Linked DNA regions of Homo sapiens: region 1 is linked to region 2. Evidence: read pairs that join two places in POLR2A ChIA-PET (ENCODE). Cell type or tissue: MCF 10A. All regions are shown on one strand.

The links. Peaks named below come from ENCODE experiments on the same cell type or tissue, not always from the same donor. Only the 100,000 strongest peaks of a DNase experiment are listed, where the experiment ranks them.
Region 1: POLR2A ChIA-PET joins it to region 2 with 5 read pairs; 2 of 35 experiments call an interaction of 5 or more read pairs at or near these places.

Annotation. Positions count from the first base shown.
Region 1 is chr4:86,973,466-86,977,465 of GRCh38, reverse strand. The region is part of intron 2 of AFF1 (ALF transcription elongation factor 1); the gene reads right to left. Among named protein-coding and RNA genes, the nearest start is that of AFF1, 40 kb to the right of the region's middle. RefSeq lists a silencer at 3,355-3,649. In MCF 10A, no CTCF peak of the experiment used is centred here; a DNase peak (open chromatin) is centred at 155.
Region 2 is chr4:87,120,161-87,124,160 of GRCh38, reverse strand. The region is part of intron 12 of AFF1 (ALF transcription elongation factor 1); the gene reads right to left. Among named protein-coding and RNA genes, the nearest start is that of KLHL8, 98 kb to the left of the region's middle. RefSeq lists an enhancer at 3,455-4,000. In MCF 10A, no CTCF peak of the experiment used is centred here; DNase peaks (open chromatin) are centred at 1,690, 2,290 and 3,130.

The sequences.
Region 1 (4,000 bases), 150 kb after region 2:
TCTGCAGTTTCACTTTCCATGGTTTCAGTTACCCACAGTCATCCAAGGTCTAAAAATATTAAATGGAAAATTCCACAAATAAGCAATTCATAAGTTTTAAATTGCACACAATTCTAAGTAGTGTGATGAAATTTCTCGCTGTCCTCTCCGTCCCACCTGGGACGTGAATCATCCCTTTGTCCAGTATATCTACACTACAGATACTACTCACCTGTAAGTCACTCAGTAGCTGTTTCAGTTATGAGATTGAAAATACATACTATATAGTGTATAGGGTGCAGTACTATCTGTGACTTCAGGACTCACTGGGGGTCTTAGAATGTATCTGTCTCATATGGGGGGACTACTTACTGTATTTGAAAAACAGAAACATGATCAAGTTATTCCACTGCAAATAGGCCTTCATGGATTTCCAACAGGTCAAAGATTATTTCCATGCAATAAAATGCCCACAGGCACCATCACCTGCATTTATTGGGCACTTGCTGTGTGCCAGACATTGTTCCAAGAATTTCCTAAGTATTAAGTTACTTAATCACTACAATAACCTGACAAGGTAGGTGCTATCATCATTTCAGTGTTACAGATGAGGAAACTGAGGCACAAAGAGTTACAAACCTTGCCCTAGACATCAGGTATGGGCATGTGAGACACCGAGGTAGGCACCCAGTTCTGGCTCCAGAGCCCATTTCTTTTTCTTAACTTTTACTTTAGGTTCAGGGGTACACATGCAAGTTTGTTATACAGGTAAATTGCATGTTGTGGGAGCTTGGTGCACAGATTATTTCGTCACCCAGGTAATAAGCATAGTACATGTTAGGTCATTTTTCAATCCTCCCCCTCCATCCTCTGGTAGGGCCCTGGGGTCTGTTGTTCCCTTCTTTCTGTCCATATGTACTTGATATTTAGCTTCCGCTTGTGAGAACATGTGGTATTCGGTTTTCTGTTTCTGAGTTAGTTTGCTTAGGATAATGACCTCCAGCTCCATGCACATTGATGCAAAGGACATGATCTCATTCTTTTTCATGGGTGCGTGATATGACATGGTGTATATGTACCACATTTTCTTTATCTAGTCTACCACTGGCACCTAGGTTGATTCCATGGTTGATTCCATAATGCGGAGCGCCTTTCTACACCACCCACCTCTCTGCCTCCTTACCTGCCTCTGGGCTCCTTGCAATGCAAAATGCCAGTAATAATACCAGAATGTGAGTATAGATGTGTTAAATACTGTGAACACAACCCAAATTGTTTTAAACCTCTGTGCTTCTGCATGGAAAGCCCTACAGCCAACCCTCCCCACATCCTTCCACTGCAGGGCAATAAAAACTCTGTGTGCCCCTCCCACTACAGAAGTTCCCTTCCTTGTTACATCCCTCCATCATTGAACTTAACACACTGTATTATAACCATTCATTTACATTTACACTTCTTCTCGTAGGCCTGCTATACTCACCCTATAATAATTATTATATGATACCGTAATTACTTGTTTAAATGTCTTTTTTAAAATGTCACCTCCTCAAAGAGGCCAATCCTGACCCTCCTCTTTATCTAAAATTGATCTTCATGCCCTCTCAAGTCACTTGTTTTCTCAGATCAAAGGGGCTTTTCCCCCTTCACAGTACTTCTCATAGGTCAATTTTAAATATTTGACTTCTGTCTCCCCCAATACAACATACACCTTATGGGGGCAAAAGAATAACTGTGTTTTATTTGTCACTGTATTTTCAACACCTAACTCTGATAAGGAGGTAGTATTAAGTGTTTATATACCTGCATCCTTGTATTAGTTCCTTGGGGGGAGAAAAAAAAGGCTGTCTTAATGAGTTTTGTATCCTCAACACACAGCATGTGGGAAAACCTCAATAACTATTTGTTGGACTGAAACCAAATAAAGATTAAGGTGGAAGACTGAGCACAGTGGCTCACACCTGTAATCCCAGCACTTTGGGAGGCCGAGGCAGGAGGATCACTTGAGACCAGGAGTTCGAGACCAGCCTGGGCAATGTTGTGAAACCTCATCTCAACAAGAAATATAAAAATTAGCTATGTGTGGTGGTGTGCACCTGTAGTCCCAGCTACTTGGGAGGTGGAGGTGGGAGTATGGCTTGAGCCCAGGAGGTCAAGGCTGCAGTGGGTAGAGACTGCACCACTGCACTCCAGCCTGGGTAACAGAGTGAGACGCTATCTCAAAAACAAAACAAACAAAAAAAGAGGTTAAGGTGGGATAAATAGGATTTCCCTAAAAAAACAAAGTAGTGTCGGAAGGGACCAATATGGTCAGAAACACAGAGGAATGGGAAAACATGGCTTTTGGGGGAAAGGAGCAAAAACTGAGGTTGTATTATAGGGTGCACAAGAGAGAAGTAGGAAAAGCACTAAAGAGATAAGTGCGTATTGGGTTGCAAAGAGACTTGCAATAGTTTTCTTTAGGGAGCATAATGATCTATTAGGGAGTTTTTCAAGCAGTCATGGTTTTACAAAAATCTTTATAGCACGGACACAGGGGGATGGAAGAGGCAACAGTTAGCTGGAGAATATCACTCATAAGATGAAAGAGGGTAAGGAAAAAGCCTAGAATTTGAAACCAGAAACGATGGCAAAATACCTTCACCACAAACCGACAACTTGGTTTTTGTATTACGACGCCCGTTTTAGTCACCAAAGCTCTTTTCTGAATTTAACTTAACGTGAGCAAAACACCGTGTACAGCTCTTTATGTATGAAATGTTTTCCTGTGATTTCACAACACTGGCCTTTAAAATATTTTACATGACTATTGCTAATTAGAAAAAATACCATCCTTTCAGGAAATCAGAAGTTAGCAATTTTGGATGGCATTTCCTGTCTAATACCTTCATCTGCACTTCAAATCTTGGAAAAACAGCAGCTTCATAGCAACCAGTTACAATGGCAGAACAGCCACAGAAGGAGAATATATTTAATATAAATCCCTGCATTTAAACAAACTAAAAAGTTTAAGAAGGATAAAATTTAAATAAATGAGTTGGGCAGGGCATGTTGGCTCAAGACTGTATAATCCCAGCACTTTGGGAGACCGAGGCAGGCGCATCCTGAGGTCAGGAGTTAGAGTCCAATCTGGCCAACATGGTAAAACCCCGTCTCTACTAAAAATACAAAAAAATTAGCCCGGCGTGGTGGCATGTGCCTGTAACTCCAGCCACTTGGGAGGCTGAGGCAGGAGAATCACTTGAAGCTGGGAGGCAGAGGTTGCAGTGAGCCAAGATCACACCACTGCACTCCAGCCTGGGCAACAGAAGCGAAAGCACCATCTCAAAAATAAATAAATAAATAAGTTGAATTCTGCCATAGCACTGCTCCAAGTAAGATGGCATGACCCAAAGGGCCCCAAAAGAAAAAGAATTACCAGGGTTCTCATTAGAAAGATTTCATCCGTGACACTTTGCTGTTTTCTATGATCCTTTAACACTTTATTTGCTCTTCTGCTAGAGCGTTTATCACATTGTTTCACAATCTGGCTGTGTGCTTATCTGCCAGGTTAAACAGAACAGGGACTCCCATTTTTCTATTCTCGTATTCTCTCCCATAGGTCATCTTTGATCTATCAGATTTTAAGGCATCATCTGACAGCAGATCTTCAATAAGTATCTGTGGCATGAAGGAAAAGGGAAAGGAAAAGGGAAAGGAAAAAGGAAAGGAAGAAAGGAAGAAAAGAAAAAAAAGAAAGGAAAAGAGAAAAGAGAAAGGAAAAAAGAAAAGAAAAGAAAGAAAACGTTAACTCTGGAAAAGGCAGGTCCTCATAATAAACATTTGCTGAGTCTAGGTAAGAAATCAGCAGACCTGTTATTTGGATACTTCCTTTCTCTTTACCAAATCAATCTGCTTCCAGAAATAAATAAGGAAAAAGACAAGTTGCTACACCAGTCCAAATTCAATACATTAAAAAATTTTGGCCATACCATAACCTACATACTTCCTTTTTTCTCTACCGTAAGGGGTGTAGTAATTTAAG
Region 2 (4,000 bases):
AAAACAACACAGAATTCTTCCACGATGAAAGTCTTTCTTGCATTCTTGTGCCTCACTTGTTAGCACATACACCAGCTTTCTAAGGAGTCTGACATGCAGACTCCCTGACGGCCTCCTTCCCATGGCTCTGGGTTCAGGAGGAAGCCCACATACTGTCTAGCAGGTGGCAGGTAAGTGATGGGTGAGACCCTTCAATTAATTCTCATGTGCATTTAGAACGAAACTTCCTAAGTGTCAGGTCACCAAGTTAGAAATCTGGGACACCAGTCAATTTAGGACAATCCCTAACAAACCTGAAATCCTCTCTTAAAAAATAAAAAACTTCAAATTAACTGTGGGAGGTCCCAGTTTTCCTGTGTCTTCCTCTCCTCCCGAGTTTAAGAAAAATGAATAATTTAAGATGTGTAGGCTCCAAATCTGCCCAGACACCAATAAGCAGCCTGGCTCCACACAAAATAATAGAAAACAGAAAAAAAACAAAATTCCCTTCTCCTGGCATCCTACAAATCAGTGTGCCTGCATCTGCACATCCATCCAGCCCTTCACAGGCTCCTTTGGAAAAGACACTTTTATTCATTTATGCAGTGTCTTGTTTCAAAACGGCTTCCTTCAGAGTGGCTTACAAAGATACCTGTTTTTAATCTTGCGGCATGTGCACAAGTGAGAATGTTAAGAAGGGAAAATACAGGAGGAAGAAATAAATTAAGGCCAAGTGAAGGCTCGTACCCTCGGGAGGCTATCAGTTCTCACTGTCCTGCATGCTACCATCTGGCAGCTGCAGCCACAGCCACATCTAGGGAGCACCTGAACTTGAATGGTGTTAGTCTGAAATGACTTAGTAGAAAAAAGAGAATGTAATATTTTTATATTGATTTTTTTACTGATGTATAACAGACTTACATATTTTGGGAGTTGATTAAAGTAATCTTTTAGGTATACTGGATTAGATATAATTATTAAAATGTTAGGCTGGGCGCGGTGGCTCATGCCTGTAATCCCAGCACTTTGGGAGGCCAAGGTGGATGGATGACTTGAGGTCAGGAGTTCAAGACCAGTCTGGCCAACATTGTGAAACTCCATCTCTACTAAAAACATAAAAATTAGTCGAGTGTGGTGGTGCGTGCCTGTAGTCCCAGCTACTCAGGAAGCTGAGGCCAAGAATCACTAGAACCCAGGAGGTGGAGGGTGCAGTGAGCTGAGATTGCGCCACTGCACTCCAGCCTGGGCATCAGAATGAGACTGTCTCAAAAAGAATTTTTTTTTTTTTTTTTTTTTTTTTACTAATTTTCCATTTCCTCCCCTTTTATAGTTTTTAATGTGGTATTAGAAAAGTTTAAATTACATATGTGGCTTATATTCTATTTCTACTTGACAGCACAGTTCTTCACAGTTTGCTATAGACAATCTGAAAATTGGGTTCTGAACTACTAATCAGATTAGCCAATGCAAAGAAGGAATTATAAATATACTGCTTAGATAAGATAAAAACATATCAGCTACTCAGAAATGTAATAATTCATTAGAGAAGTTGGAAAAATGTACCTTGAAGGACTGAAAAGGGAGACAATATGAAATAAGCAACCGAGTTCTAAACCCACAAATGAAATGCAATAGGAAATTCTACACAGCTGTTTCTCCTGCAAGCATGGACCCATAGCAGATCCTGGAGCACAATTTAGAGTGGCCACATGCCAACAAGAAGCTTGCTGGGGCATTGCGACAGGGCTCTGCGCAGCATACAAACCTCCGTTCAACAACTCAGAGTGCTAACACTTGAGAGACAGTGAATAATGGTGGAGAGAAAAACAATCAATTGGAAATGATGGGGTTAAAATAGAACCTGACTTCTGGTACTGGTAACTCTCTTGTCAATCAAGCACCTAATTATGCCCAGGTTACCCTGTTACCAAACGGCCCAGTGAACTGTAGTGAGTTTTAGATGAAAGGCAGTATAGCCGGCCCAAGAAACATTACAAGACAGAAACTTTGTCTTTGAAAAGTCAAAATTTGCTAAAATATCCAGATCGATACTAAATTGAACATTAGGTACTAAAGTATACTTTTTTAAATGAAAGGTATTTCCAGGCAGTTAATGACACATTAAGGCCCCCAAGGCAAAACTAAGCATTAACAAGGCTACTTCTTAAAGAAAACACCAAAGTCTAGCAGTGAAATGAGAGCTGATTTTTGTTCATATAGTTTCATTTTGCTTAGGACATGCTGGTTGTGACTATAAGCCAATCTGGCAGACCTTATAGACCACACATGAAGATACAAGTCAGGGCAAATCAATCCTCACAGACTGGTTATAGCTCTGGCTGTGCCAATCGGTGACTCAAGTAGACAGCCAACAAGAGAGAATGCAGTGAGCACTAACTTCAGCGCCAGCATCTAACAACTGCATTGGCACTTACTGGAATAATATGCTTTATATTGATATTTAGCAACCTAGAAGCAGATAATATTCTATAAGCTGGTAGAAAGGAAGCCATCAAACTAAATAAAGCAAAAGTCCCCTTCTGCTGATTTTGCTTAACTGTTGAGATCAAGCCAGCGGGCATGAAGTTAGTGGTTTTTTGTACACTATGCACTTAGAACTTTGTCATCTTCTGTCTGGAACAGCCACAGAGGCTTCCCCAGAGTAGGCACTCGGTATTTGTCAGTTGGCACAGAAATTCAGCTTAACAGCTCAGGGACACAGCTGAGGGCACTGGATGCAGGACTGCATTACAACTTTAAGTGGATGGATGTAGGAAAGGGTCATTAACATGGGAGCCATGCAATATTGGGTGAGCAGAAATGCAGACCAAAATTCCAAGAACAAGACCTGCCGTAAAACAGGAGGCATGCTGTTCTTTAGATTTTTCTGGGTCAAGAAGCCATTCAGATGAGGTGATACTCTCTCTTCAGGAGGAAAAAGGAGTCCCTTTGCCCTGTGGTTTATCCCCAGGTCATCCCCACTTCAGGGAATCTGGCTTAAGGTCTGGGTTTCAGAAATTCTTTTTCTACTAGGTTAGTTGTCTCAAGGATGGTGCCTCACCTTCCACAAAGGGAGGCTGCCGGCTGACGAATTGGTCCTCACAGACTTGTTTGCTTTTCTTAACCTGTTGGGTCAGGCAGCCCTGATCATCTCTGCCAGATGCTGCTCCACCCACAGTGGAGCACAGGGCAAGAGTGAAGGCCATAAAAGGAAGACATGGGCTTGCAAGGGGCCAAGTCAGTTTCCGTCAGGGAAAGCCTCTCGGCAGGCTGCGCTGCCGTGCAGCCAGCTCACCAAGCAGACACTTGTAGGAAGCAGGGAAAAGGTGGCTTTTTCCAGAACTGACACTTATTTGGTGCCATAGAGATTCTAGCAGATGGAAAGATGTAGTGAACCAGGAGTTTGGCTGTGAAGGAAGATGGGAGCATCTGCAGGAGTAGCTAAAGTGGAGTAGGAATGTGTGTGGGCACTGAGTGGCAGTGGTGGGGGCCGTGGAGGAACCAAGCCGGGGCTGACGCGGTAACCACCTTATTCACCGGCAGCGCCAGAGCCAGTACGCCGACCTTGTGCGCCTCTTGAGAATCCTCCCAACAGACACTTGTACGGAGAAAACACATGTGAAAAAGAGGAAAGCTCACGGGACTGGGAGGAGGCAGCATGCCTGAGCTGCAGATCTATTTTTACTCAGCAGTCAAGCCATGTTAGTGCCTTTTTGGATCTCATCTATAAAAGGTGGCAGCTGATCAAGGGACCACTAAGGTTCTTTCCGCACCTAAATTCTAAGGCTCTATTATCCTCTTCCAAAAGGAAGCAAATGAGCTTGGTAGCACATGCAACACAGAAAACTGGAGAAGCAGTCTTTGGGGAAATTCAGGGACTTCCCTGTGATTCGCCTCGGAAGGAGATTCAATATGAAAAAGACACAAGGGACACCAATTCAAGTTTGTACCAAGATCAGGCCCAGGGACTTGCTGTGCAGACAGGTTATGTTCACTGGGGTGAGTGCTACAGAAAAGGGAA